2 separate regions of the Homo sapiens genome follow, and region 2 is linked to region 1. Evidence: chromatin loops called from intact Hi-C (ENCODE). Cell type or tissue: GM12878. All regions are shown on one strand. Each heading gives the region's core, and the rest is flanking DNA. Links, peaks and the distances in the headings are about the cores only.

Region 1 (15,752 bases), core at 4,204-9,203:
TAAAACTGGGCTAAAGGTCAGAGATGAAGAAGTCAGCGATTGGAAGCATGCTCTGGCTGCCTTAAAGCTGGAGGGGACCTAGTCTCAAGGAATGTGGGCTGCCTTTAAGTGCTGAGACTGCCACTGGTGGACATCCATTGAGCAACTGGAAAACCTTAGTACACAGTGACAAGGAACTGAATCCTGCCAATGCAAACAATGAGCTTGGATGCAGATGTTTTCCAGAGCCCCCAGACCGGACATCAGCCTAGCCAACACTTTGATGTCAGTCTTGGGATGCCGTGAACAGAGAACCCAATCACACCATGCCAGACTTCTGACCTACAGAGCTGTGAGCTAATAAATGGGTATTGTTTTCCTCCACTAGGTTTGTAATATTTTGTTACACAGCAATAAAAAGCTGATGTACAAAGGAAGAAGACTAGAAAGAGTTAAGCCCTGAATGCACCAAACAGAAAAGTGGAAGAAAGATGGAGAGAGTGGAGAGAGGCCTGCAGGTTACTTTAGTGGATGTTCTGCCACCTGGAAACACGGGAATGGGGAGTGAGCGTTCCCTGTTCGCGTAGGCTCGGCAACGTTCACCATTAGCTCCAGATGGGAACTTCCTGATGACCTAGCCCAGTGTTCTCAACAGAGGCCCCATTCACATTTTCAGCAGGACAAGCCTTTGTTATACTGGGCTGTCTTATGCATTACAAGAGGTTTACTTTTCCTGGGCCTCACCCATTAAATGTCAGATGTATTCCTCCAAACATCGGGGCAACCAGAAATACTCTCTAGCATTCCTATATGCCCTCAGACTGGCTGAGAATCATTCGGACCACACTGGCTGAGAACCAATGAAGCTCAACCCCGTATATTACAGATAAAGAAAGTGAGAGCAAGAGAGAGAAAGGGTCTTTGAGAAGGTCTCATAGCCTTTCCGTGTCAGTACTACAGGTAGGATTCCTAGTAGACTGTTTTTGCAAACATAAATTATACATGGAATATTTTAGTATAAGGTCTTTACCATTCTGGCCACCTGACATGATTCTGGACACCCATGTCTCCCTCCTATACATCACCAAGTGATTGCTCAAATGTCACCCTTTCAGAAAAGCGTTTGTGATCCTCCTATCTAAAATTGCAGTGCCCCCGCACACATACATTATCAGTATTCAGTACTTACCATCTTCCTTCCCTAATTTATTTTTTACATAATACTTATGACCTTTTAACAGACTTGTAAGATGTACTGATTTTTTTTTTAATTTTGGTCTGTCTAGACTACAACTATAAAATAAACTCCAAGAGTGAAGGATTTCAGTCCACTTTGTTCCTTCTGTGTCCCCGGTACCTGTATCATTGCCTGACACCTGGGCGGCACTCAGTATTAATGGAATAAATAAATGAGTGGAGCCATTATGCCAAGTATTTCATACAAGTAATTATTTTCTTTCCTTCTGTTTGGAAAGAAAAATAAATGTTAGAATTAATAAAATCACTTTGTATTTACTAACAACTATTTCACAGGAACAACTATGAAAAATATGGTGAAGAAGTTTATGAAAACAAAGTATATTCAGTAAAAGGTTTTTGTATTAGATTTGATAAAATAGGGTATCCAGCAAAGAAAATTGTTTTATTTTCTCAGTCAAAAATAATATTTTACTTTTTAAATAAAATTGGGTCATGCATAGTGTATTTATTTTTTATAAATTAAGTGTTGGTCAGCTCTGACACTAATAATATGAATTCAAAATCTTTTAAATTTTGCAGGAGATTGTTAATCTAAATTTTTCTTCTACTGCACCCTCCCTAGACTAACAAGGTCAACAGTTGGGTTTTTGTTGTTGTTGTTGTTGTTTTGTTTTTTTGTTTTTAGGGAATGCCGAATTTTTTAAAATTTAACTCATGGTGTAATAGATGTATTCTATTTTTAAAAATACTGAGTACCTTGCTAGATGTCAATATAATTTTACTTTTGGAAATACATAGATAACTTTGACTTGATCCTTGACCTTGAACAGCCTATTTATTAATGGTAGGTAGCTGGAATAGGTATGCATACAAAATATTGTTAACAATTTAGGGTGTATACAATTTGTCATAACAATAGAATGAATTCTTACTTTATTTATTTTTATTTTATTTATTTATTTATTTTTTGAGACAGAGTCTCGCTCTGTCTCCCAGGCTGGAGTGCAATGGTGCAATCTCAGCTTACTGTAACCTCTGCCTCCTGGGTTCAAGTGATTCTCTCACCTCAGTCTCCCGAGTAGCCAGGATCACAGGCACACACCACCACGCCCAGCTGATTTTTGTGTTTTTAGTAGAGATGTGTTTTCACCATGTTGGCCAGGCTGGTCTCGAACTCCTGACCTCAAGTGTTCCACCCACCTCCCCTTCCCAAAGTGCTGGGGTTACAGTCATGAGCCAGCATGCCTGGCCCAAATGCTTACTTTAAAATCTTAATTATAAGCATTTAAAGATATGTCATGTGTTTTTTAAATGATTTTATTATTTTTAAAATCTTTAACTAGATTTTTTTTTATGGTAAAAGCCCTTACATAAAAACAGAAACAATACAAAGTTTTTGCAACATATTTTCTCTTGATGGGTTTCAAGATTACTTCAAATGGTAAATAACACTGTGGTCAACTTGCCCTGGAATTCACTGGTGTCAATGTCTACATTCATATCTATCTCTTTTCTTATGAATGCAATTACTATTTTCCCTGAAAAATAAAAAGTATACTAATGTATAAGTTTGCTGCCCTCCTGAATATTTTAATCTGAGAGTTCAGTGTTACATTTAATGCAATTGCACTCAAATGTCCTCCAGAATTTATAGCAAGTGATTTGAACATACCAGGAACATTTTGTTCTTATGTGAAGATTTGCTTTTAAAAGCATATCAAATAGATTTTCTACTACATAGAGTGGCTGGCAAATAACCAAGCATTTACTTGAATTGTTATGATGACATTTCAGTCTGAAAGGTCACATTACAATCAACCCTAGGAGTACTTACTGTGTTTATGTGAAAGAAAGACAATGAATTTTTTCCAAGTAGTTTAACCCAAAAACGTGGGGGACTGATGCTTGCTGGAGGGAAGGGGCTTATATTCCATAGACTAGCATCATCTCATGGTGAAGAATGGTAAAGACTGACTGAAACTTTATTAGTTTGATTAAGACTTACTAGGTATGCTTCAAGGGCCCAATTATTGAAATAAGCATGGTGATATTATCTGTGCCTGAATGAATATGATTGATGAATTTATAGAATTAAAGAAAAACAGGTGATGATATGGTTTGTCTGTGTCCCCACCCAAATCTCATCTTGAATTATAGCTCCCATAATCCCCATGTGTCATGGGAGGGACCCAGTGGGAGGTAATTGAATCATGAGGGCAGGTTTTCCCATGCTGTTCTCATGATAGTGAGTAACTTATTCCAGCCTCACAAGATCTGATGGTCTTATAAAGGGCAGCTCCCCTGCACACACTTGCCTGCCACCATGTAAGACGTGCCTTTGCTCCTCCTTCACCTTCTGCCATGACTATGAGGCCTACCCAGCCATGTGGAACTGTGAGTTTATTAAACCTCTTTTTCTTTATAAATTACCCAGTCTTTGATATTTCTTCATAGCAGTATGAAAATGGACTAAAACAGGTAGGCACAGAAAGTTTGAAATATCTTAAAGGGGAACTGGACCAGAAAATAATAAAGCAAAGCCAAGTCTGGGTTAGATATTGATCTCATGGTTGAGTGCTTACTGGATTGGATTATTCAGCTCTGGAAGTGTGTTCTTTTCAGGCCCAAGGCTGGTTCATTCCATATCTCTCACTGTGGGAACCCCACAAGAGGTTCTCTAGAGGAGAATATTAGTGAAATAAATATCTGGGCCAGAAGCCAGTGGGATAGTGAAAGGAAAGGAGATACAGAAACCCAACAAACAAGGCTAGGCCCATGTGTGTTAGAGAAGGAAAGTGACCTGCCAGAGAATAATAAGGGGTTAGGAAACCCAGCTGAGCCTTCCCAAAATAATATTGGAACAGAAAAAGGAAATTTAGCAAATAGAAATGCTATTTTGAGCATGGAACATTTAAAAGCCAAGGAAAGACTGTTTCTTGAGGAACACAGGGCAGAGGTACCAGAGCTTTCAGGGTTGCTAGAAGCACGTGCTTCAGAAACATCAATAGCTTCAGTTTGGGAATCTGCTGGGGCAAGTTTCAAGTCTCAGGCTGAAAAAAGTTAGGTCTAAGGTAGCAGCATCCTTCCTAGGAAGTGGATGTCACAGGTCTCACCAAAAACGTGGAGATTCATGGCAATGAACTGACTGTCAGGACAGGAATGCCTAACAGAGATTAGCAACCGTGTCACTTGAGAAATGCACACTGGGTGCAACTCTAGGCTTCCAGAAACAAGAAACTTGAAGGAAAATGAAAAATAAGTTTTCAATTAGTATGAAGGAAATGAGAGGCATTTTACATAAACCAGGTGAGAAAGGTTGGGACCACGTAAATTTCTAACCTTTGAAGAGTAATTGCTAACATTTATCCATTTATCCAGGGCTTAGTCTGGACTGGGCACTGTTCTGTTTCACATGCGCTATATTAGCTGTTGTGTTAACTCCTATAATACTCTGATAAGGTGAGAACCACTTTTAATTCTTCTTTTATGGATGAAGAAATGCAGACACTGGGAGAAAGTAACTTGCCCAAAGTCACACAACTAATAAGAGGAGCCAGGATTCAAACCAACGAAGTCTGTTTCCAAAGACAGCACCTAAATTACCATCCTATGAAACAAGCCAGAATGAGTCTCCAAGAGAGGGAGTAATTTGCCTGCCTTGCCGAGAGAAATGCATGGTTTCACATTAAACTCTATCAAGAGAAATCTCTGCTGGAATAAATTGTGTGTCCCAAAAAACTGGCAAAGACTAACATTTGGAAGACTGGAACTAACAGGGTCTCTCCTTGGTGTGGCAGACACTGGCTAGCCAATCCCATATCCAATTCCACCTCCCTTATCTTCTTTCCACCCTCAGGTGGTCATGTGGCATGGTTCCAGTCAGTGAGATTCAAGCAGAAATATTCTTTTACATTTCTGGTTTTTGTTTTGTCTTTGTTTTACTTTAAGATGTTTAACTGACAAATCGTATGCTTTCAAAGTGTACAATGAGATGATTTAATATACATACACGTTGTGCACTGGGGGACATGGAGAAATGTTAGTCACGTGGTACAAGCAGACAAATTCTGGCTGCAACTTCCAGGAAAGCTTTTACTTTCCTGACAGCTTGTGAACCCTTTCATGCATTGCTGTCTTTTTTTTCTTCCTTCCTGGAATACAGAAGTGTCTGGAGGGACAGCAGCCTTCCAGGGATCATGAAAATAGTCACCAACTGAGGATGGTGAGCCCTTGACGGCACCATCCAGCATATTCCCTGGGCCGGGACTGGCCACCTCTGAACCTCTTGTTTGGAAACCAAATAAACCACTGTCATTTTCACTTTTTAAAAAATGAACATATTCCAGTAACTTTTTGATCATTTTAGCTGATCTTCTTCATCTTTACCTCTTGAATCTGTCTAAATTTTTAACAACCACTATCTCCAATGGGATGATGCCTCAATCCTGAGTTGCCTTTCAATAGCCTCTTGAATCTGGGCCCCTCCAGCTACCACTGGGCAAGTAATTCCACACAACTCACCGAGGGTCTGACCTCTTTTCCCCTGAGGAGCAGCTTCAGCTCTGAATCCCTGCCTGATCTAGTAACAGCTAAAGCATACCCCCCTTTCCTGATGCCCAGTTTAGGCATGGACACGTCATCTCCCCACTTCCATGTCTCTCTAGCTTTAGTTGTATCAAGAAAGCATAAGATCTAAAACCAAACAAAAGAAAAGTTATGTGAAGAGTAATAAAATACTATATTTTAACCTGCTTACATGAATAGGGGGTTGATACATTTCTTTTTCTGTTTAGTTTTTTTCAACAACAAAAAAAAACTATCTGAGAAGAGAGAAGTCATTAAATTAAGGAATACTTTTCAGATCATACAAATGTTCTAAAGCAGTGATTCTCAAAGCAGGGTCCTCTGGATCAGCAACATCTGCATCACTGGGGAATTGTGAGACATGCAGATTCTCAGGCCCTATCCTTGCTCTCCTGAATCAGATACTCTGGGGGTGGGGCCCGGTAATCTGTGTTCTGCCAACCCATCTGGTGATTCTGCTGCATGCTCAAGTCTGAGAACCATTGCTCTGGGCAATAAGTTATTCAACTAATCCTTCGCTCCCACTAACCACACTCACGTACTGAAATGCAGACTCTTTTAGAGCAAGGCCTGAGTCTTATCTATCTCTGTGCCCCCAATATGTAGTAACATGCCTCAAACAAGAACAGTCCAGAAAATATGCAGACCAATGAATGAATCAGAGAACGATAGTGGTGATTCTTCATTTTTAAAGCAAGCCCAAAGAAAGGCAGCTAATTCATTTAAAAATAATTAATAATAAAGGCAAACTAATTCATAAATTTGAATTAGAAATACTACACATGAAATAGCAGGCATTATTCTTCTTGAGCTTTGTCATAATAGCTACATCTATTGCTGTTTTTCTTTTCTATTGTGAGTTTTATTTTATATGCAGAAAAATATATTAAAATATATATACAATATAAAATTTTTAAATGAAGGAAACATGTATGAAACTACCACTAAGAAATAGAATTTTGGCCGGGTGTGGTGACTCATGACTGCAATCCCAGCACTTTGGGAGGCGGGGGCAGATGGATCATTTGATTCCAGGAGTTGGAGAGTAGCCTAGGCAACGTGGCAAAACCTCCTCTCCACAAAAGATTAAAACATTAGCAAGGAGTGGTGGCGTTGATCCGTAGTCCCAGCTACCTGGGAGACTGAGATGGGAGGATCGATTGAGCCCACAAGGTCAAGACTGCAGTGAGTGGTTATGGCACCACTGCGCTCAGCCTGGGCAGCAGAGTGAGACTTTGTCTCAAAAAAGAAAAGAAATATAATTTGGTAAGTAATGTAGAAGCCCCTTTGTCTCTATCTTTGTGCCTTCTTTGAGATAACCACTACATACAATGTTGTAACCATCATTTTACCAACCATGTATAAATCTCTCAACAAATGTCATTTAGTTTTCTCTGTTTTTGAATCTTAGTGAATAGATTACCTGTGGTTTGTTTCTTGTTCTCCAGATGAGAACCACTCATACTGATGCACATAACTGTGGTTCATTTTGACTGCTCTATGGTTACATTGTGTGAATACGCCATTTTTTTGGTCTATTCTACTATTCATGGGCATTTTGGTTATTTCCAGTTTTTGCTATTATGAACATTGCCTCGTCACAATGACCACCATCTCAGGCTCCCTTTGAGTCAGATATACACCTTTCCCTCTCCACTGGCTCCACTAAATTGTTCTGAAGCAAGTCACAGGGTATTATTTCATCTGTAAGCTATAGAGATTCTTTTGATGAATACAATTCGTAATTTTAATGCAGTCACATTGACCAATCTTAGTTGGGTCATGGGTTTTAGACTATTTTTAAGAAGAAAAAAAAACCCTTTTCTACACTGAGTTTATAAATATTTTTCTATCTTGTTTTTAAAATCTGTGTTTTTAAACCTTTCACATATAGTTCTTAATCCACCAGGAATTGGTTTCTCTGTAGGAGGATTTAATTTCATTTTTTGTTCAATATGGATACCAAATTGTTCTATGACATTCGTGGAAAAATCCATCAGTTCACATCATCACATGTGGCTACAATACCACATCTGCTGTATCTAAAGCTTCAATATCTATGCAGGCCAGTGTCCAGGCTTTCTGCTGTGCTCCATTTGCTAATGTTTCTGTCCTTGCACCAGTAACTCTGTTATAGTCCTTTATCTTTATAATCTGGAGACCAACTACTCACCTTGTTCTTCCAGAAGGCCATGGCTATTCTTAGACTTCTCAATTCTCTTATGAACTCTAAAATCAGCTCAACACATTACTAAGTGATTGTGATTTGGTTGGTACAATATAGTACATCAATTTTGAGGTAATTGGTATCTACACAATATTAATTCTGTGAATCCATGAGTGTAATATATATCTTGCATATCTCCTTTTTGGGGTCTTTTTCAGTATATTTTAATTGAGTTCTGTGATTATCTCTTTGAAGGACTCATATGATTTTGTTATATTTGTTCTTAGATAATTATATTTTTATACTATTGTAAATTTTAAATTTGACTTCTGTATGTTGCCAGTATATAGAAATAGAATTGATTTCAATATTGACTTTTGTATCTAGCAACTGTGCTGAATTATCATCCTAACTTTATCTATAGTTTTTTGACATTTGCTGTAATCTATTGATACATAAGAAATGATTCCCAAACCCGGTGGCTTAAAGCACTAGTAATCATTTGTTATCTCTCATGGCTTCTGTGGGTCAGGAATTCAGACAGGGCAAAGTGGAAATGGCTGTATTTGCTTTACAATGTTTTCAGCTGGAAAGCTGAGGGCTGGAATCATCTGAAGCCTTGTTCACTTGCCAGCAGTTGATGCTGACTATTAGCTAAGACCTTAGCTAAGGCTGTCAGCTGGAACACCCCCAAAAGGCCTCCTCATGTGCTCTGGGATTCCTTCCAACATGGTGGCCAGGTTCCAAAAGTGAGTGTTCTGAAAGAGAGAGAGTGAAAAGAGAGTGAACCATAACATTACTTCTCCTGAATTCCATTGATCTGGGCAGTCATTCATTCCCTCCCAGCTTAAAGGAGAGGGAGCAAGATGATCTCTCTCAGTGGGAGGAGTCTCAGGTACATGGAAAGCAGCATATGAGATGGTATTGGTGGGGCCATGTTGAAATAGTTTGCAACAATATTGTTAAAAATAACAGAAAAATTATCTGTAAATAATGACAGTTTTGTTTCTTCTTTTATCATCCTTATTTCTTTTCCTTCTTTTTTTCCTTGCCATACTACACTAGCAAGCCACTTTAATATTATGTCAAATAGAAGGGATCAGAAGGAGAAACTTCTCCTCATCACAGAAAAGAATGCTTTTAAACATTCCATTACTAAGAATGACTTTTGTTGCAGGTTTTTACAGAAGTAAATATGATTATGTGAAACTCATGTCCCCAGCAAGGAAGGATTACTGCTCAGCTGTAGAGATGTATTCAGCAGACGGCCTCTAGCTGATAACCCTTCAGGATCTGTGAAGATGCAGAGAGCTGCCCCAGCTGCAGTCACGTCCTGTCCAGGGCAGCCCATCTCTGGAGACTGAGCAAGGTAGGAGTAGAAAGGCCTGGCCATTTTGGCCCAACACAGGATCATCTGACGGGAAGTACTAGCTTCAGAGCTCCCCACCATGTTTTCTGATGTTCATTTTGCCTGCATTGAAATTCACTTCTTCCTTTAACCAATCCTGCTTCCTATGATACATGTTGATTCCTAATAAATATCTTACAGCCATGTCAGCACCTGACTCCAAAAAATCCATCTTACAACTGTCAAGACAGATATGGTAGGATAAAGTGGTCAATGAGAGGGGTTTTGGAACTGGATGACCCACTGCCTGGCTGGAGGGGGACCCCATTCCTGGTAAAAGGTGGAAGAGAGCGAGGTTTCACAGAAGATGGTAGTCTAATCGTTACAACATTTGTTGAAGGCAAGCTGGGAGGCTACTTCAGTGGAAAAGAATACATCAAATACAGAGGCATATCTGGCATTTAAGATATCTGGAGAAAATAGTAGCTGTAATGTTAAGAGGATTGAATAATGGGTTAACCTGCTAGGGTACCATAATACAATACCACAGACTGGGTGGATTAAACAACAGAAAACCATTTGATCACAGTTCTGGGGACTGGAAGTTCAAGATCAAGGTGTCAGCAGTGTTGATTTCGTTTAAGGCCTCCCCCCTTGCCTTGGAGATGGCCGCCTTCTCACTGTGTCCTCACATGGCCTTTCCTCTGAGAGCACATGGAGAGAGAGCTATGGTATTTGTCCCTTTGCTTATCATCACAGCAGACCTATTGGATTAAGGCCTAATTCATGACTTCACTTAACCTTAATTATGTCCTTAAAGATTCTATCTCCTATGGTCACATGAGAGGCTAGGGCTTCAACATATGAGTTTTGTTGGTGGGGCACAATTCAGTCCATAACAGATGGCTCTTGCTAAGGACCATTGATGCATTACAAAATGATAATGAACAGCTGAAGTGAGTAATAGGCAATTAGTCGGAAGTCAGATGTGAAAGTCAGGGGGCCTCTTTACTTGTGTATACGGAAGCAGGGCAAAGGAAGCCAGAGGAGCAAGTGGGAATGTTTGAGTAGCACCACCCCAGGCTGCCATCAGTCAATACCTTGCACCAGGCAGAACACTCCAGCCATGCACACTACAGCAGCAGCCCCTTCATGGTCCTGTTGGCTCCTGTTTCTGAGGGGAAACTGGAAAGAGGACATTAGAAGAACAAGCTAAAGCCCCTATGTTGTCATTGGGCTCAGGCTGCATCTGGTACTTATGGTCTGCCCCTTTGACATCTATTCAGCAGGCCAAGGTGGCTTACCAGCAGGACTGAAAGATATGACCCAATCCTTCACTTCTGGGTGGTTGGAACAGCGCTCATCCATTCATAATTGCAAATTGATCAGCCAATTTCCTTGTGATTCCTCCAGCTCCTAATGTGAACTGTAGCCTTGATGCCTTTTGCCCAGCTGGTCAATTAGCCATGCCAGTTGGTGACTCCGCCTCTCCTATGTCACTTTAAATCATGCTATAATGCACAACAGTGTGTGTACATCTTTTAGATTTTGTGGGGTTTTTCTAATCAGTTTGCCCTTGGGATATTTACTTAGAAGTATGTCAGGACAAAGAATGAATATGCATGGATTTTTAAAAATATAATGCCAACTTTCCCTCTATAGGTATTGTACCATTTTGAATTTATGCCAGCAGTATGAGGATGCTTGTTCTCCAAAACCCCACCAACAGAGAATGTCATCTAATTAAACATATTTTGTTTTTGTTTTAATTTTGAGGCTGATGTGATTTGAGAAAACCTGAGCTACACAAGGGATATATCTACTGCTTCCTACCATACCAATAAACTATGAGCCCCCTGTTGATATGGTTGGGCTGTGTCCCCACCCAAATCGCATCTTGAATTGAAACCCCCACAATTCCCATGTGTCATGAGAGGAACCCAGTGGGAGGTGATTGAATTGTGGCTTTCCTGAGCTGTTCTTGTGATAGTGGATGACTCTCACAAGATCTGACGGTTTTAAACAGGGGAGTTTTCCTGCATAAGCTCTCCTCTTCTCTTGTCTGCCGCCATATGAGTCATGACTTTCATCTTCCACCCTGATTGTGAGGCTTCCCCAGCCATGTAGAAATGTGAGTCCAATAAACCTCTTTCTTTTGTTAGTTGCCCAGTCTTGAGTATGTCTTTGTCAGCATTGTGAAAATGGACTAATACACCTGTGTATACTGATTTTTCCTCTGGAGAGTTGGAGAAAGAAACTCCACCACATAATTTGACTTTCAAGAAGAATTCATCGATAAAGCTAGTGTTTCATTCTGTCTTTGACCTTTGCCAAAGGTTTCTGTTTTCTGCCCCCTAAGACCTTGGAGAAACTGAGGTAGCGCAAGAAAGCTATTCAATGGGGTGATGGAAATAAACAAAGTAGGGTTTTCTTTATTTGCATGAGAAAGACTCATGTGGGCAAACTCTCTTTCTCTAAGTACGTAGGGGAAGTTTCAGGGAACAGATGATAGGCATCAAATTTCACAGAAGGCTAACCATTATTTTCCAGAGTATCCCACTGGCAATTATTATATTTGTATTAGTCAGGGTTCCCTGGAGAAAAAAAAAAAGGAATCAATGGGTGAAAGAGAGAGAGAGAGAGGGAGACTTCTTATGAGAGAATGGCTCATGGGATTATGGAGGCTAAGAAGTCCCATCGTCTTTTGTGTGCAAGCTGGAGACCCAGGAACCCTGGTGGTGTAATTCAATCGAAGTCCAATGGCCTGAGAACCAGGGGAGCCAATGTTGCAAATCCTGGTCTTGGTCCAAATCCAAAGTCCTGAGAACCAGGAGCTCTGTTGTCCAAACGCAGGAGAAGATGTATGTCCCAGCTCAAGCATAAAAAGCCTTCCTCCACCTTTCTGTTCTGTCTGAGCCCTCAACAGATTGGATGATGCCCACCCACATTAGTGAGGGCAAATCGTTTTTACTGGGTCCACTGATTCAAATGCTAATCTCTTATGGAAAGACCTTCACAGAAACACCAAGAAATGATGTATTACCAGCCATCTGAGCATTCCTTAGCCCAGTGAAGCTGGCTTACAAAAGTAACCATCACATTATTGAAACAAAAGATGCCAGAGCTGATGGAGACTTTGGTTATTACCAACCTCTCCCACTATTTAAAAAATAAAAAAAAATAAAAAATAAAACATGACCTCTGTCAAAGATAAACAAAGCTAGGCACTGGTTAAAGTGGTGCAGATGGATTTTAATCCATAATAACCATTGCATTAGGGAAAGGGTTCATCATGAACTGGACTCAACTTTGATTTGTAACAGAGGTGACTGGATGTTTCAAAGGGAGAATAAGGGTGCAGGGAAGTGGGTGAGCAGAGCTCAGTCGAGCCAGAGAACTGAAAAATTACAAAAAGTGTGTAGTGGGGGTTGGTCCGTGTAACACCCATTTGGGTTTGCTAACTGGTGCTTATGGAATTTAGGCTTCTAGATTCTCACAGAGACTGGGTGACAGGGGGCCTCTCTTCACATGTTGGCTGGAACAAGCAGTAAATTCTTCTGGCAACCTTGAGCTTTCTCAGGCAGGCACTTTCAAGTGGGCTAAAGTCATCCCTTGGATTTGGTTGAGCTATTAAAAACTACGTTAGTGTCTGTTCAAATCTTTATAGGTTAAAGTTGAGGTCTAGTTGAGAAGATGGCTCACAGGAGACTGGCTACTGTTTGGTCAAGCAGAGAATCTCTGTCACCTTTCAAGATCAAAAACACCTGGTGCACAGGCAATCAAAAAAATAGAAATAAAAATTTAAAAAAGAGACTGGACCAGACCTTCACTTACTGACTGCCATTGGCCAGTAACATTTTATTGTCAGGAAGTTTCCACTTTCAAAGAGTATTTACTCACCCACACAAAGAGCCACTCAGTATAGACAGCCAACAACTTTAGCCATTCTGGTTAAAATAAAACAATAATATGAATCCTCCTTTCAGTTCCTCCAATGAAAGTGACATATGGAGAAGCACACGATCCATAATTCAAAGAGAAGTGCTGCCTACTTCCTCATTAGCTAAATTGCATTCATTGCAGAAAGCTGCTTTTGGTAGCCATATCGATCAGCAGGAAGTAAGATGGAAAAAAATTAACAAACTTGAAAAACTTCAGTCTCTGGGGTGTAACTCACCATCTGGGAATGACTTATTAGGAAAGAATCAAGAAAACACTGTCCGCATATGACCTTCCCATTTTACATATGCAGTCAGTCCTCATTAATCTGAGACCCACCAAAGTGGAGTCTGCAATAATTCAGAAGTGACAATTGCAATCCCCGCTGAAGAGAAGGTTCCATGCAAAACATTTAATGTAGGACTGTAAAGTCTCTAATAAAAGTCAGGAGTGTTTTCCTTCACTTCTTTGTTTTTATGTGCAATCACATATATAATACAATGTGAACAATGGGCAAAAATGATATATTTAATTCCTTGTTTTACATTCCCACATTTCAGTTGCTTTGATAAATTAATCTCACTTTCCTCATTTTAAATTAATACCACTTTATATAATAAGAACAAGATTCTTTTTATTGGGGGATAGTTTATCTTCAAAAGCTTTTTTCAGCCTAAGTAACAGAGAGAGATTTTAAAAATAAATGGCAAGGTAAAAATGCAATAAAATGAAGGTCTTAGTCACAGAACTCTGCCCTGAGAAATTCACACACACACACACACACACACACAAATACTTCATAAAACAAAATCCACATTATCTTTCCTTTTGTGTATTCTAATAATTGAACAATTAGTTCTCTGCCAGTAAATTAAAATAAAATTACATTCTTCTAAATATCCATTATCCAAGTAATTTTTAATAATTTCCTGTTTACTGGCACTTTCAGAATTGTTTTTATTTTACTTAGTTTTTTGTTTAATTGGTTCACTCCCTCAGATGAAGCTTAAATGTGTTGAATAAAGATGCAAGCTCTTTCTAAAGAATATGAATTGACCCAAATAATTGAGTGAGAACTTGAAGTTAACGGGAGAGGGGATCTATTATGTGGCAGAAACAATAGTAGTAGTAAATAGCATATAATTATTCATCTCTTCCATTCACACTTCCGTGTTTGTTATAAATTTCCAATTTGTTGTGAAGTGATTTCAAATTAAAGCTAATTATCAATGCTTTTATTGAAGCAAATCTATAATAAATGTCTCTTGTCAAAGCACTCTGCCAAGGAAAACCCAGAGAGAAATAAGACCTAGACTCTGCCATCTGAGGGACCTGCATTCTCGTTAGAGCAAAAAAATGAGTATAGAAATCATAGGTGGTGTTGTATTAGTTTTCTAGGGCTGCTGGAACAAATTACCACAAAATTGGTGACTTAAAACAACAGAAATTTATTTTCACACAGTTCTTGGGGCCAGACGTCCAAAATCCAGCTGTTAGCAGGGTCATGGTCCCCACAGAGCTTCCAGGGGTGGATCCTTCCTTGCCTCTCCCAGTTTCTGGTGGCTGTGGCCATTCCTGGTGATCATTGGCTTTTAGATGCATTAGTCCAGTCTCTGCCTCCATCTTCAAAAGGTGTTCTCTGTGTCTCAAAATGGCCTGTCATCCTCTTGTAAGGACACCAGTCATTAGATTTAAGACCCACCCTCATCTAGTGTGGTGTTATCTTAATTTGATAATGCCTAGAAATACTGTTTCCAAATAATGTCATATTCAGAGGTTCTGAGCGGACATAGAACTATTCAGTCTGCTATACATGGTAAAACAAATGGTGTAGGAGGAAGAGGGGTAGAGCCAGAGTTGGATTGGGACCCATAAGTTAAGAGCAAGATGGAATAAAAGGCATGATTCTAGTCATCATGGAAAATAGAACTATGTGGGCTTTTATCATCTGATCCCAGCCAGTCTGCCCATCCTTAGCACAGAAAAACATTTATTCTGGTCGCACCAAACTACTCACTTCTCCTAGAATATGTGGTAATCTCTTAAACTTGTAAAAAAATTAGAATATATTTGTCTTCTTAGTCTCCACTGAGATCCCAAAATGTCCCAGGTTTGGGACAATGGGGATAAATTGCACCTGTATTTTACAGAAAAGGACTAAGTCCATTTCTGCTAGACTTGCTAAGAGATAGGCAAAGCAAGTCCTGAGACCTTTAGCCCAAAACTCTCCACCAACCTCTATGTCTACCAGCAAAACTGGAGATTCATTGATATAGTTAGGTTTTATGTCCCCACCCAAATCTCATCTTGAATTGTACTCTCCATAATCCCAGGGAGACATCAGGTGGAAGTCATTGAATTATGGGGGCAGTTTCCCTCATGCTGTTCTCATGATAGTGAGTGAATTCTCAAGAGATCTGATGGTTTTATAAGGGGTTCTTCCACCTTCGCTCAGTACTTCTCCTTCCTGCCACTTTGTGAAGAAGATGCCCTTTGCCTTCCACCATGATTGTGAGTTTCCTGAGGCCTTCCCAG
Region 2 (15,752 bases), core at 6,289-11,288, 190 kb after region 1:
TTTAAATTTTACATGCTTATCAGTCATCCAATTAGAGATAGCAGGTAAACACCCTAGACAAGAGCTATTCATGCCTTCAGCCACCATGTTATACTGCAACTCAATCTGTAAATCAGGTAATGCGCACCTTGAGCCTTCTATTTCAGAAACAGGGGTAGGTGTTTAAATAAAAAGACAGACCTCAAAAAAAGACATATTTGAATCCTTACCCAATTGTCCAATAGCTGTGTGACCTCTGAAGGAGAATTGAGAAAATCCTTTTGCCTGTGTGAGCTTCACTAAAAAGTAAAGGTAACTTCTATGTCATAGAGTTGCTTTGAGACTAAAAAGAACATTTTCTAATTGGCAGACACTACAGTTGAAATATTTTCCCTTTCACTTGTTCGTTTCCCTTTCTCTCCTCTATATCTTGGTTACTTGGTAATGAGGCTAGAATGAATTAATATTAGACACGAATCAAAGATTACTGAAATTGTTCTGTAATGTTTAAAATTATTTGCTTTACCCCTAGTTCCTGACCATTGCATATACATGTCTAGATTAACTGATTGATCAACTGCCTATCCACCAAGGGTCCTCATCTTATTTTCACATAATGCAAAGATCTGCAAAACTTACAGCTGCCTGTAATTGTGATCTTTCCTCCCCTGTCATTTCATTTCTTTCTTTCTTGGTCTGAGCATCTGGGGCAAAGGCAATATTTCCTCTCCCACCTATCTCTGGTTTCCAGCCTTCTACTTACCGAGTGCCACCTATCCTAGAACAGAACATCATTAAATGACTTCCCGCAGAAGGCAGCTGGAGTACTCAGCCTTTATGAGAGAGGACACATACCTTAGACACTTGAATGTGCTTTTCAATCAATATGCTCTGGGCAGCAGTCACTCAGACTCTGCCTAGAACCTGTAGAGCTCTTCGGGGCTGACCTCACCATATTTACCCAAAGACTGCTAGACATCAGGAGGAGCAGGAGAGACACAGAAGGCCAAAAGAGAAGCTTTCTTTAAGCTATGCAAGTGGATCCAGAAATGCTGATTCCGTAAAGCAGCACTGGCATTTGGTGCCATTGGTCTGTGGCAAAAAGTCAGGGAATCTCTTCCTTTGTGTTTCTTTTTCATACATTCTGTAAATAATATCAGTACAGCCCTTATTTATTTCTCCATCCATTTATTCATTTGGCAAATACGCCTGGAGATAAATGGCTTGGTGTAATGAGAGAAACGCCCTCAATCCTGCTTACCTGCTACAAGCAGATGGACATCACAACACCTATAGGGCAGTGGTGCCTACCTAGCACAGTGACCAGGCTGTGGTAAGTACCTCATAAGTAATGGCTTATTGTTATAATTGCTGAAGAAATGTACAAATTTATGAATAAATGAAAAGATGGACTAAAAATTGATGACTGAATGAATGAGAAAGAAGGATGCTCAGATGGTGTAGATAGATAGGAAATTGGAATGAAGTGGACTTGGGGAAAGGTATATAAGCCTTCCCTCTCCCTCTATAGTGCTATAATTAATTTTATTGGCTCTTCCCCTCCTAGAATTCACAGCCTATTTGGAGAGACAGTGGCTCCAAAATTTTTGAATCCACAACACATAGCCCAGAGTTTGGTGTAGAGTGAGCAGAAAGAGTGGAAACGACTCTGAGCTTCTGGCTCATTAGACACAAGTTGGAATCCCAGCTTTGCCTGTGAGAGCCTGGGCCAGTCCTTTGACTTTCATGAATCTCCATTTTTTTCCATGAGGAGGGTGACAAGAGCTTATCTTCAGAATGGTCACAGAGTCCAATGGGTACAAATGCGTGTCATAGTAACTTGCCGATCATCATGTACTATAGAAAGGCAAAGTTGTTCAAATAAATTATCAGGCTCAGGAATAAACAAACAGACAACAAGCCAGATTCAATTCCAGTCTACAATATTTCATCAGTGTCCACAAGACTGAGGAATCTTTGCAGACAATAATCCAATTTTCTGGAGTAGGAGCATAGTGAGGCTATCCTCTGTTATATCCCTTCATTATTCTTAGTCTTGCAGGTATTCCTTCTCCCCAGGCCCTCAGAGGTTTTGCACTGCCGTGGTCCCCAAACACCAAGCATGACTTGGGATTGACTGGCAGCATCAGAAGCCCTGGGTGAGGACTGAGGAGAGAGAAGAAATTTTCGTTTTCAAAGATTTATGGGATATTTCTGAAGCCTTGAAAAAAATAAATTTGGAGAGGTTCTAATTTTGGAAAACTTGAGAGAGACTGTGGCTGTTTATAAAAGAATTTCCCAGTGATTAGCCAGCATGGTGGGTAGCTACTGATATGCTCACCTTCACACTGCCTTCCCCCCTGAACTTCACACTGCCTTCCCCCCAAACTCTATAAGTTGCAAGACATTGTCTTGAAAACTAGTTGGGCTTGAGAGACATTGGCCTGGTTTTGGGGCTGACCTCACCATGTGGTCTCTTCATGAGTAAATGTGCAATCTCCCCGAGGTTTGCTGAAACACTCAACCTTGTGCTGAGGTTTTCTTGATGTGGGCGTCCCCTCGCAGATGCCTGGTGGGTGTTAGCACTTCCTCGCTCTGCCCCAGCTGTGCCCACTTCTGATCCCTAAGACATGTAAATATCAGGGGGCCTCATCTGTGAACACCCCATGGCCTTGACTCTCAGGCTGCCAGCATGTCTTGGGAAAGGGAGCCTGCCTCCCCTCTCTTCCTGAAAGCCGAGGCCAGGTCAGTGCCAAGAATAGCCAGTATTTTTTGAAGAAGGACCTTCACACAGCCTGTGAGGGTGGCAGGCATAGGTGCAAAGGGAAAATTTCTCCTTCATCCTCTGAAGTTTCACGATAAATCAACTCACGAAAGGCAGATTAATTGGAGAAAACACATACAAATGTATCTGACCATAGCTTTAGGTGACACGGGAGCCCTCAGAATGAAGACCCAACCCCTCAATGAGGCGCAGAAGTTTATAAACCATCTTGAGGTTACAGAAAGAATGGGGGCATGGGAGCTGGTCATACAGGTCATGGGAGGGGGAAGAAGAGGACTTCCGTTGAAGGACAGTAAATGGTTACCAGGGAGAATTTAATAGCCTTAAAGAACAGGCAATTATCTGGGACAAGCTCTTTTGGGTCCTCAGAGCAGACAATGGTTTGTGACAAAAGTCTGCCCAGGTGTGTTGACAGATCTTAGCCTTCCTTCCTGCAATATGGGTTCAGCTCATGAAAACTCAGACAAAGGGCAGGAGGTGATTGTTTTCTTCATTGGTAGGTCTGGACTTTAGGCAGACAAAGACTTTCAGAGAATCCTACACTTTGGGAGAGACGGTAAGATGTGGGGAGGCCTGAAAGAGCTTAAAGCTCCTGTTTCAGTTCAGCATGTACAAAGCATCATATTTTGGGGTATCGGTTTCTGAGCCCCAACACAGGCATCGCAGTCTTCACTGAAGAAGGAGGAGCAGAGGCTACTGTGCACAGTTCGTCCCAGGGAATGAGAAGTTGAGCCCAACTCTGCCTCCAAGGCCCCTCAGCCCCTCCAGCTTTCATCTTCTGCTCTATTCTCAATGTGCTGGACCACATTCTAGGTGCCGTCTTAGTCTGGAGAGCAAAGGAGAAACAGACCCTGACTTTGACAAAGTTAACATCAATACAGACCGAAAAATGTAACTAATCTCATAAATGAATATTTGCAAACTACTATGAGTTGATTTCATCTGAGTTTTGAATGTAGCCTTGAGTTGAAATCTGAAGGACAATTAGGAATTTCAGCAAAGAGTGAAAAAAAAAAAACAAGTCTAACTAAACAAGCCTTTTAAGGAAATGAAAGGCCAGTGAGGGAGTTTGTGTGAGGGAGAAACATTGAGATAAGCCTTCGAAGATTATTAAAGACCAGACCATATAGGTCCATGGGGACACTGTCCCAAGAGCAAGAAGCTGTTACAAGTTTTTAGGCATTAGAGTAATATAAACAGGTACACATTTTGAAAAGCTTCCATAGGCTGCTTTCTGGAAACAGATTGGAGGAGGCCAAGAGGGTTACACAGGATGCCAGTTAAAAGGCTGTTATCCAAGTGAGAGGTGGCGGTCTCACTAGCAGCAAAGTCTGAGACCTGGATTCTGGTGCAAGTGAATTATGCGGGGACCTCTTGCAGCAGAACCCTGCAGGGGAAAGAGGGAGACAGAAGGGGGAAGAAGTGTTATGGGGAGGCCTGACCTAAGCCTGATTTCTCAGTAAGTTCTGGAGCTGAGCTATTTCACAGACTCTGTGAAGCCCAGAGGTGAGGGGCTCAGGCAGTCTGTAGCCCAGAATGCCTGTGGGGGTGGGAGTGGGGAACCCAACCTCTCAGACATCACCAAGCCCTGTGGCTCCTGTCAGTCAAAGGCAATCCTCCCAAAAAGGATTAAAACATGAGTAGTTAGCAATCACCCTGCAGCAGCAGAAGGAGGAGACAGAGAGACGCTCTGTCTCTCTGACCCTGTCTCTCTCTGTCCCTCTCTGTGTCCGTCCTTCTCTGTCTCTCTCTCCCTGGCCTTGACAGTATCCACTACGCTCCAGTCATGGTTCCAAGTGGCAATGTTGTTTGGATCAATGAATCAGACCTAACATAGTACTCTATGTTACTAAGTAGAAACCAATGCCAATGATATTAAATAAGTAACCATACAGAAGCTTATGTGGCTAATGGCTTTTTAAAGGTATTGTTTCCTCCAAATGCCAGAACAGAGGGAGAAAAGGGCAAGTTTGGGAGGGACAATTCTCATTTTGTTGAGGCTCTAAAGTCCTGGTGCAGGGCCAGGCTTTGAGGTGTGTGGGATGTGCTTCCTGTTCTGCATAAAGGTGGCAATTGTGTTCCAACACCTGGGACACCTTCCACCTCCACAGTCTGTAGCTACTCCTGGCCCTCAGGGAGGTGTCTGTAAAACTCACAGTTTTCGTCAAGTAAAATGAACCCATTCTCTATGGATATCAAGTTTCCTGCCAACAGCTTCAAAGAAAAAGGAAAGTTTAAGTCTTTTGGAAAGACTTAAAGGGAAAGCTGCCCTGGACACCGCTTTGACCTCTCGCTGATGTAGCAAATTGCTTGGGTGAAGTTTACAGAGGCTGGCTGTATCATGAGAACCAGATTCTAGAGCTAGTCTATGGATGAAACGTGGCACAAAATCTCTCCCTGTTTTACAGGTGAAGAAACTGAGGTAGGGAGACATTAAGCAGCCTACTCAAAGAACACAAAGGTAGTGAAAGGCAGAACCAGGAGTGAAGCATAAAGCACGTGGCATGACACTCCATGTCAGACATTAAAACACATGTCCGCAACTGTGAATTTGGGAAATTGTTAAAACACGTTATGACAGTGACATTACAAACTGTAATGCAGTCATCAAATATGATTTCATGGAGGTACATCTCATAGTGCATATATCCTAATGCATGTATTTTTTACCAAAAAATTAGTATTTACATATATGTGTGCCACAAACCAGAATATATCGTTTGTATTATACGATTTTTATTTTCCTGTTTTTTTCTTGTACTTTTCTCAATTTTCTCGTGTGTTAATTTTGTAATAAAAATATTCTATAAATATAAACTTAAAAACTAAATTTCAAAAAAGAAAGGAAAGGGGAAAGTGAGGAGGGAGAAGCTGACTTTCTCCAGTTGTCTTACAGGAAAGAAAGAATTTGGTGCGAATAAATGACATTCAAGAGAATCAGAGGAAAGGCAGATGAGTTGATGTGGGTCAACGAAATAAAAAGAAGCAAGAGAAGGAGAGCATGAATGAGAAACAAAAAGGGGAGAGAGGAACTGTCTGTCTAAAATCCAGGCATCCTGGTGACAAAAGCTGCTCAGATCATTGCTCTCAGAGCAAACCTCACTCCACAGATGCAGCAATGGGGTGCAGGGTTCTGAGGCCACTTCCCCAGCTCTATGGGGACTGAGGCAGAGCTGTACTGGGCAGGCGGACACTGCACAGTGGACAAGGCATGAGCCCCAGCCAGGGAGACCTGGGTTTGAAGCCAGCACCACCCCCAACCAGTCAAAGTGCACGAGTGAAGGATGTCCCCCAAGATTCAGCCTCTACACCTTAAAGGTGGGAATCATTTCCACACACGAATGTTTCTGTGAAGGTTAAATTAAAAGAACGGTTGAAATGAATGTGCCCACTACAGAGAAGGTCATAACACATTGGCTTCCTTCCCTAGTCTAGAGAATTCCTTCCCCATATGAGAACCCTCAGCCTTGAGCTACATTGGCCTCAGATGCATCAGTAGGAGTTTGATTGGTAACAGAACCAGTTTCTGCTTTCTGACTCTGTCTCTTCCTGTCTATCTCTGCCTCTGTCTCTGTCACTCTCTGTCTCTCTATTTCCTGCTGTCTCTGTTTCTCTGCCTCTCTCTATCTCTGCCTGTCTGTCTCTGTCACTCTGTTGCTCTCTCTCTGTCTCTCTTTCTCTGTGTTTTAATCTCTGTCTCTGCCTCTCTCTACCTCTGTGTCTCTTTATCTTTCTGACCCTGTCTCTCTGTATCTCTCTGTGTCTGTCCTTCTCTGTCTCTCCCTCTTACACACAAGCACATGCACCTGCACACGCCTGTAGTACAATAACCATCTGGCACTCTTTATTTCCAAAGTCTATTGATGATCTCACTGGGTCTAAGGGGACCAGTCTGTTGGAAAGAGAGCAACAAGCCCAGAAGGGCCAAGCTCAGGGCAGAGGCAGTGAGAAAAGCAAACACAAATTGTTGAAATAACCTCCCCGTGGTGTCAGCCTGTCATGTTTGCCCCCTCTCTCTGCCTTTGTACGCCAAACACCTCCCTCTGCAGAGTGGCGGACAGCTCTGCTTTCAATTATATCGGCTAATGTTTCCCTGTCACAGCAAGGCTCAAATCTTGCCAGCCATCCACAGGGCCTGGTGGATTGGTCTGTTAAAATCCTGCATGGCTTTACAGCACCATGGGCAAGAGATCTTCCTATCAAAGGCATCTCTGAGCTAATGCTACTGTGATCTTGGCTTGCCTGCAGCTTTGGGAATGAAAGATGGGTTCACATTCACAATACCATGATGGTTATTATTCTACTGCCCAGTAAAACTATGTAATTTGTCCTTGGAAACTGCCAAGAAAGACATCCCAGACTCTTGTCTCTGAAATCAGGGAAACAGAATCGAGAAAACGTTAAGTTCAACCTGAGTTTCCACCCATGAGTTTAGAGATGTGGGGCGGACATCTCCTTCTGTAAGTCTATTTCTCACAGCCATAACACAAAAAGTTTGGACAGAATCACCATTTCCCAAGGTGTGTTCCTCCAAATGCTAGTCATCAAGATTCTGCAAAAGAATAAAATGAGTTGTTTCATAACCAAATACTATGGGAAGCAGCTCAAACTCTCTTGAGTTTCATGATGCTTCTTGGCATCTTAGAGATCCTGAGACATCCTGAGAAGTCCTGCAGGAAATACACCTGCTGTATTTGCTATCAAATAAGTTTAAAAAAAAAAAAAAAAAAAAAAAAACTGGCCGGGCGCGGTGGCTCACGCCTGTAATCCCAGCACGTTGGGAGGCTAAGGCAGGCAGATCACGAGGTCAGGAGATCGAGACCATCCTGGCTAACACGGTGAAACCCCGTCTCTATTAAAAATACAAAAAATTAGCCGGGCGTGGTGGCGGGCGCCTATAGTCCGAGCTACTCGGGAGGCTGAGGCAGGAGAATGGCGTGAACCCAGGAGGCGGAGCTTGCAGTGAGCCGAGATGGCGCCTGGGCAGCAGAGCGAGACTCCGTCTCAAAAAAAAACCAAAAAACTACTGGACACTAATCTTTGTGGAATATCTACTGTTTAACATGGCTGGAGGTTATCTTGCTTATCTTCATGAAATATCTACTGTTTAACATGGTTTGAGGTGAGGGTTCAGCAAAGCACACTAGTGCTTACCTATTCCAGCATCTGCATTCCTCCAGCTCACATGCTCTGGATTGTTTAGATTGTGTAAACCTAAAACACTCGGGCTATTTGCTTTTCCACCTAGAGATGGGGAAACTGAAAAGTGTTCTTTTCAGAAAATTCTAGGTTGTTGCCGTCACTGGGACACCATCATTTCACAGGAATGTATGTTTCACGTTTCACGTTAAACACGTACCTTGCTGCATGTAACATTTAACATGTTTTCTTCCTTTCTTCACTAGTCTACACTTCTTATCTTTCTTCAGTCATGCACATTTCTTACCGTTTAAGAGAAGACATCACTGTCCTGACTCAGAGTTCCACAGAAGGTTTTCTAGGGTTGGGTTCTCCTTCTGTAGCAAATGTATTTTTCATTATCTGAGCACTTTTCACACTGAACTGAAATTGCTTATTTGCCTATTTCCCTTCTAAACAAGGAGTCCCTACAGTTCAGGGCACAAACTTTTAAGTATTTTATCACCTGTGTGGTTAACACTTAGTATCTAAAACTTACTTTAGATATTGTTTATACATCTAATTCATTTAAATATTTGTCAGGCGTCATCTTATTAAATCCTCTCAATTATCCAATGAAGTAGAAGCTGGCCCTTCACCTGATATATTGATGAGGAATTGGAGGCTTAGAAACATGTACTGGCATTCCCTAAGCTTTAGAGGCTGCATATCTACAAGGTTAGTGGCTGAAATTTGAAGCCAGACAGTCAGATTCCAGAGCTCTTACTCTGGCCACCGTATTGTATTACCCAGAGGCAGTGAGGAGATGCTCAACAAACATTTGTTGAAAGAGAAATGTATGAGGCTTTATTAAAAGAGCATCCTATAAGACGGCTGCTTCTCTGATTTTACATACTCTGAATCTTGGAGAGAATGGTCTGTCAACCCTCTCCAACACAGGTATCCATCTCGAAAAACCTAGAGAGGGATTTGTTAAGTCAGGAGTTCATGAAGCTGATCAATGACTCAACTGAGTAATGGGAGACTCATTTTCTGGAATGAGAACTGTAGGTAATGCAGATTTTTTAATTAATATTTAAAATCTTTATTAAGGTATAATTTACTGCTATGGACTGAATATTAGTGTTTCCCCCAAATTGACATATCGAAGCCCTAGTTAATCCCCAATGCAATAGTATTTAGAGGTGGGGACTTTGGGACATAAATGGGCTCAGATGAGGTCATGGTGGTGAAACCCCTCTGAAGAAAATTAGTGTCCTTGTAAGGGATGAAGGGGCCAGAGCTCCCTCTCTCTACCAAGTAAGGAAGTGGCTGTTTGTAAGCCAGGAAGGGAGCCCTCACCAAGAACTTGACCATGCTGGCATCCTGATCTTGGACTTCCAGCCACCAGAACTGTGAGAAATAAATGTTTATTATTCAAACCACCCAGTCCATGCTATTCGGTTATAGCAGCCCAAGCTGACTAAGATATTTTCATAATAAAAATCAATGTTATATACTCAAAATGGGCAAATTTCATAGTATGAATTTGGTATGCATTTGTACTGTTGTTCCTTCCACCAAACCATGACAAGTTTTAATACCAAAATTATGTTCTTTCTTGACAAAGAACTGGTGAAAACTTCCAGATGGTGTGGGTGCCCCCTTTCTGTCCTATACTGTTTCAACCAAGGTTGGGCAAAGACCTTCTTTCCTTGGTCAGGGCTTTCATGCCTGTTATTGCAGTTAGCCATGAGTTGTTGTAGCCTGTCACATCCCGTCATGAATTGTAAGCTCTCAAAGGAGCATGACATTTCTTTTGCATTTTTAAACGAACCCAAGAATAAACAAAGTGACATACTTGTCTGGAGAAAACATAAGGCTTGAAATCAGGTGACCCAAGTTTGCCTCCCAGAGTCCCTCCTTTAAAACTATATGACCACAAGCCTCAATTTCTCCATCAGTATAATGGGAATAATATCATTATAACTCCTGGTTCCAGGCTGGCTATGCCCCTAACAATCTATATGGTATTTACCAAATAAAGGGGAAGAGAATGCAAAGACTTTTAAGTATTTTCTACTCCTTGAAATCTTTGATGCCTGGATTTTAAGAACTCAAATTTCCAAACAAAAACTTTTTTCTTAGTCTCTAAGCAGCCATTTTCCCCAAACCACTTGCTTTTATGACCTAGACTGCAAATAACAAGTCCTGTTTTGCTCAGATGAAAGAGTGATTTGACAACCACTTAACGGTGTACATTTTCTCAGCATCGCAATCACAGAAATACCTGGGCTAAATGGCACAGTGCTGATCCACTGTGAAAATTTGTGGAGTGTTCAATTACCCTTAGAATTGTTCATCTCTTACCTGTGGAGCCCCAGAGTCTAATCACAGGACAATAGGCTGCAGCTGGAAAATATTCCACAGCACACAAAGAAAGTTCACAGAGAAGCCACAGGCCCCAGACCCCACCTGGAAAGTGAATTGTCCTGCATTTTGCAGCACACGCATCATCCTTTTCTTGACAGTATGTTCCTAATGTCATCCTGGAGGGACAGAATAATAAATAACAACAATAAATCTGACATTGGCTTATCAAATCTAAGGACAGAATTAATTCAAGGGCTGCAGATTCCAGTGACTAGCATTTGTGGATCTTAACTGGATCTGATTGGATTCAGACACATGTCACATTTCTGGCCCCAAGTCTATTGAAGATCATGCTCTTGACTCAAAGGACACCCACTGGACCCCAAAATGGAAAGACCTCCAATGATACTTAGTTTTCTTTGATTGAATGATAGACTTCTTCATGTATTCCTTATTCCACAAACATTTAATACATGTCAGCTATCTTCCGGTAACTCTGCTTGGGGCTGCAATTAGAAGACAAATAAAATACAGTCCCTGCCCTCAAGAATCCCCCTGTCTGAGGTGTCCTGTTACCATTCTGCCCTCTCCAGGAAGACACTTCTATCGCGTTTCAAGGACATACTGTGGAAAAACGTCCTGGGCTTTGAGCCAAACAGAAGTGTCTGGCCTGCAGCGGCCACTTACCTCTTGGTGACTGAGGTACTGAGGTAGGGCTTTTTGGTTTCTTGTTTTTCTGTTTTCGAGACGGAGTCTCGCTCTGTCACCCAGGCATGATCTCGGCTCACTGCAAGCTCTGTCTCCCGGGTTCACGCCATTATCCTGCCTCAGCCTCCTGAGCAGCTGGGACTACAGGTGCCCACCACTACGCCGGGCTAATTTTTTTTTTTTTTGTATTTTTAGTAGAGACGGGGCTTCACCATGTTAGCCAGGATTGTCTTGATCTCCTGACCTTGTGATCTGCCTGCCTCAGCCTCCCAAAGTGCTGGGATTACAGGTGTGAGCCACCGCGCCCAGCCTGAGGTAGAGTTTTTACCCTCCTCAGCCTCAGCTTCTTCATCTGTAAAATGGCAGTCAAGCAAGCCAGAAGTTACATCACTGTACTGTCAACATTATAAGAGAAGTAAACACAGAGCACCAGGAGAATTAGGAGCCATAGAACAGGTGCAGGCAGGCACCCCACGCTAAAGAAGGCAGAACTGGGTCTCGGTTTTGAGAGCAGAGTAAGAACAAATTGCCTCTGGAAGTGTCAGGGAGCCCTGCAGCCTAGGCATGAGAAACCTTACGGATATGAGATGCTGCATGCTCTTGGAGGAATGAATGGCACCTTTAAAGAAAAATGCAAGGGGATGGGACAGTTTGGTTAGAGGGAGTCCTACTGAGTGGCTTAGATAAAATCAGTGACGATTGTTTGACAGTTAAGTCAGTGCCTGAGTGAGGTGACTTTAGGATAGGTGGGTTTCTGGCATTGGTGTTGACATGGATCCTCTGGGTGACAAAACCTCTCTGAAAAGGACAAAGCAATGGGTTCCAAATGAAGCAACAGCCTCCTAGTAAAATGGTGCATCTCGGGAACGAAGTTAGTTACGGCTACTACGGATCATGTGATTGGAGTGCACAGCTTCCCGTTTCCAGATTCAAATCCTTCATTTTCACAACGAGGAGATGTGAGTGCTTAGGCTCTGAGGAAAGGGAGGAGGATGCGTCTAAGAGGAGACGCATGCTCAGTTCTCTCCCCTTTTCTTGATGCGCAGAATTTCTCACTTGGCCGTGAAGAGCAGAGAAAGGAAGGGACTATCCAGTCTACAGATTTCTCACATTCTTGTGTGAAAAGAAAACAGGGGTTGGTGATTGAGGTTCCCTCTTTCTGTACCATTGAAACCCACCAGCGATTAACACAGAGTATTATGGGAAAACGCCCCGGGCTTTGAGCCAAGCAGAAGAGTCTGGCCTGTAGCAGCCTCTTACCTCTTGGTGACTGGGATAGAGTTTTTACCCTCCTTAGCCTCAGTTTCTTCATCTGTAAAATATAAATAGGAATGCCAGCTCCACACGATACTGGAAAGACTACTTGAGAGCCTGTGTGGATCACATAGCACACCATGCTGACCGCCTTTCTATTTGTTGCTGTTTGTTTAATTCTGTCTTTTGAAGATCAGAGAGATCTATTCCAACCCATTCATTTACTGAATGTCCCTTTTCCTTTCCCTTTTATTTATTTTCCTTTTTTTTCTTTTTCCACCCCAACCCCTCCTGCACACACAAACACACCTATGTTTCCTGCAGAAATGAAGCTAATTCCAACACTTAATTAGTGAAGTCATTGCCACACAGAGAGCAGCCAAGGTGCTTTGGGAGGGATGGTAGCTCAAAACATTTCATTTTATTTCGAACAAGGTTAACCACATCATTATTACCAAAACACAGTCCCAAAGGCGCCATCTGTCTCCCATTGATGTATATTCATGGTTTGCTGGCAGCAGTTCAAGGAGTCTGACCGGTTTAAAAACACAAAGCTCCTGAAACCAGAGTGAGTTTATTTTCCTAGCCGGTGATTACAATGCTTACCTCTAATTTAGCGTGAAAAGGCTCCAGCGATTGCCTTTGGAGATAGCTAGGCATTGTTAGCTTGAATTACAGCACTTGGTCCATGGGTGTTCGCCTACCTGCAAGTATAGCTCCAGAAGGACTAATGTGTTACCAAGTTTCAGCGGAACTGTGCAACTGGCAGTGTAGAACACAGAGCTACTCACTGATTTTCTGTGGTCAAAGACAGAGCCTGAGACACTCATTGATGATTGATCAAGGCTAAAAGAATGCTGACAACATGTACTTTTCTCCTGAACCTTCTTTTAGATATAAATTTATTTAGGCATACAATATGGTTTGGATCTGTGTCTTCACCCAAATCTCAGGTCCAGTTGTAATGCCCAGTGCTGGAAGTGGGGCCTGGTGGGACGTGATTGGATCCAGCGGCCAGAGTCCTCACGAATGAGTTAGCACCATCCCCTTGATGCTGTTCTCATAACATAACCGTGACTGAGTGAGTTATTGTGAGATATGGTTGTTTAAAAGTGTACAGCACCTTCCTCCTTTCTTTCCTGCTCCTGCTTCTGCCATGGAAGATGTGCCTGCTTCTGCTTCACTTTCTGCCATGATTGTAAGTTTCCTGAGGCCTCCCCAGAAGCAGAAGCAGCTATGCTTCCCGTACAGCCTGCAGAACCGTGAGCCAATTAAACCTCATTTCTTTATAAATTACCCAGTCTAAGGTATTTCTTTATAGCAGTGCAAGAATAAACTAAAACAGCATATTTTACATGTCATATAATTCACCCATTTTAAAGTATACTATTCAATGATTCTTTAGTAAATTCACCAACTAGTGTGACTCTCACTATAAATCAGTTTCGGAAGATTTCCATCAACCTAATAAGATTTCTTATACCCATTTATGGTTGATCCCAGTCCCCCACCCACTTCCCCAGGCAATTACTAATCTACTTTTTTCTCTACAGATTTGCCTTTTCTGGATTATTTCACCTAAATGAAATCAGTCAATAGGTATTTTCTTGTGTCTGGCTTCTTTCACTTTTCATGATATTTTTGAGGTTAGTTGATGTAGCGCGTGTAACAGTTTATCCATTTTTATTGCTAAATAATATTCCATTGCATGAGTATACATTTTGTCTATCTACTCACCAATTTATAGGCATTTGGGTTGTTTTCCGTCTGAGGCTCTTATGGATAATACTACTAAGAATGTTCGTGTGTAAGTCTTTGTGTGAACATACATTTTTATTTCTCTTTGGTAGATACCTAAGAGTGGTATTACTGGGTCATATGTTCAACTTTTTAAGAAACCATCTCCAGAATCTTGATTCTTTTGTAGAAGCTCATTTCCTCTTTGCTCCCCAACTAAAACACTAGTGATTCAGATGTAAGGAACATGCCTCCACATCTTTCCCTACAGCCCAGGATGAAAATCAAAAACAAAAGCAAACAAAGCTGTTTTTTCTCTCCTGATTACACTCATAGTAGAAAAGCGCAGAGTTGGAACCACAAAATGAGCCTGCCAAAGAAGTAACAAACTCTTTTTCCGTCTTTTTCAGTCTTTTCTGGCTATATGGTACAAATAAAACAAAATAACAGTAGAGATACTGAAAATCAAACCATAAGCTTCAAAAGTCTGGCTTGGCTCATGGATCACTAGCTAAAGCCTTTATTTTTAATGTTCTGAGCAAAAATTGACTATTATTTCATTGCCATTTAATTTACCAGAGAGTTTTGCATAACTACCAAGTGTCTAGTACAGAAAATGACAGAAGTAGAAATTTCCAATGAGCAGCTCATAGTCCCACTGGTGAGAAATCCATACCTTACAGTTACATATCACATGGTAGTTCGTAAGGGGATTTTGGAATTTTTTTCTCCCCTTTTGCACACATCAATCCTATTAACAAATATTCTTTTGGGGGAGAAGATAAAAGGAAGATTGAACTTGGATCATCTCCAGTTTTATATCTCCAGCTATAAACAATAGATGCTGGAGAGTTGAACTTAGAGAACAGATAAACAAATATTGAAGACATTAGCATATTAAGCAAGGGATAAGGAGGTTTCTTAATTTATATATGTATGCATTGGGATGGGGAGGGGAGGAAAGAGAGGGAGGTGAGGAAGTTCTATGGGATTTTTGTTTCTTTTGTGTTGCTATTCTTGAAAGGATAGTAGCATTAACTTATATTGTGCACTCACTCTCACAGTACAACTAAGACACTAATACTGTTCCCACTTGAAAGATAAGAAGCATGTGGATCAGAGCAGTAAAATCATTGTCAGGCCAGAAGCCCAGAGTTTCATCCTAGGTGTGCCATGTACTAGCTATATTTGACCCCCAAGCTGAGTTCGTTCTACCACAGACATTATAAATGGCAATGCTTTAAGGTGGGTTAGCCAGTGGTGTTCTGGCAAATTTTAGTAAATGTTGAACAATTCTCTAGAAAAAAAAATGCGTGTATATATATATATATATATATATATATATATATACACACACACACATATATACACACACAACTTTATTATAAATGTTACTGGTATAAAAGTTGTATAGTACATAATTTACAAATAATAATGAAATATGCAGTACTCTTCATTATAAATTCCATATAGTCAGTTCCTTCTCATAGAATGATTTCATTGATTTTTGCTGAACTCTCATATCTTTAGCAAATCTATGGTTGCAACTGACAAATTAGTATAGTTCTAACATCAATATTGCTGCTATTTTCCTTTGTATTAATGAGTAAAACAAAAGTGGAACAACAAAGAAATATGAGGACTTTACTTGTTCTTCAGAGATGTGGGCAGCTTCTTTGTTGAATCAGATAATACTTTTCAATATTGGAAGAATATGTCCTATTTTGTGCTATTCGCAATGTTATAGATATTGACACAGCATACTGTTAAGTTAAATCTGCTTTATTAACATTTCCTC

What was found. A loop is a pair of places that touch in the nucleus more often than their neighbours do. Peaks named below come from ENCODE experiments on the same cell type or tissue, not always from the same donor. Only the 100,000 strongest peaks of a DNase experiment are listed, where the experiment ranks them.
Region 2: a loop joins it to region 1, with 2.0 times the contacts of the local background. A loop is called at or near these places in 1 of 110 quality-filtered maps.

Annotation. Positions count from the first base shown.
Region 1 is chr4:10,801,663-10,817,414 of GRCh38, reverse strand. LINC02498 (long intergenic non-protein coding RNA 2498) reads right to left here. Exons shown (of 4, transcript XR_925377.3): 4 at 8,478-8,688. Among named protein-coding and RNA genes, the nearest start is that of LINC02498, 72 kb to the right of the region's middle. RefSeq lists an enhancer at 10,077-11,276. In GM12878, for the core only: no CTCF peak of the experiment used is centred there; a DNase peak (open chromatin) is centred at 7,304.
Region 2 is chr4:10,616,343-10,632,094 of GRCh38, reverse strand. All of the region lies in intron 2 of CLNK (cytokine dependent hematopoietic cell linker), which reads left to right. It overlaps LOC105374480 (a long non-coding RNA gene), which reads right to left and starts at 11,047. Exons shown (of 5, transcript XR_001741593.2): 1 at 10,943-11,047; 2 at 10,253-10,761; 3 at 9,245-9,295; 4 at 7,176-7,316; 5 at 2,960-3,590. In GM12878, for the core only: a CTCF peak has its summit at 9,189; a DNase peak (open chromatin) is centred at 9,144.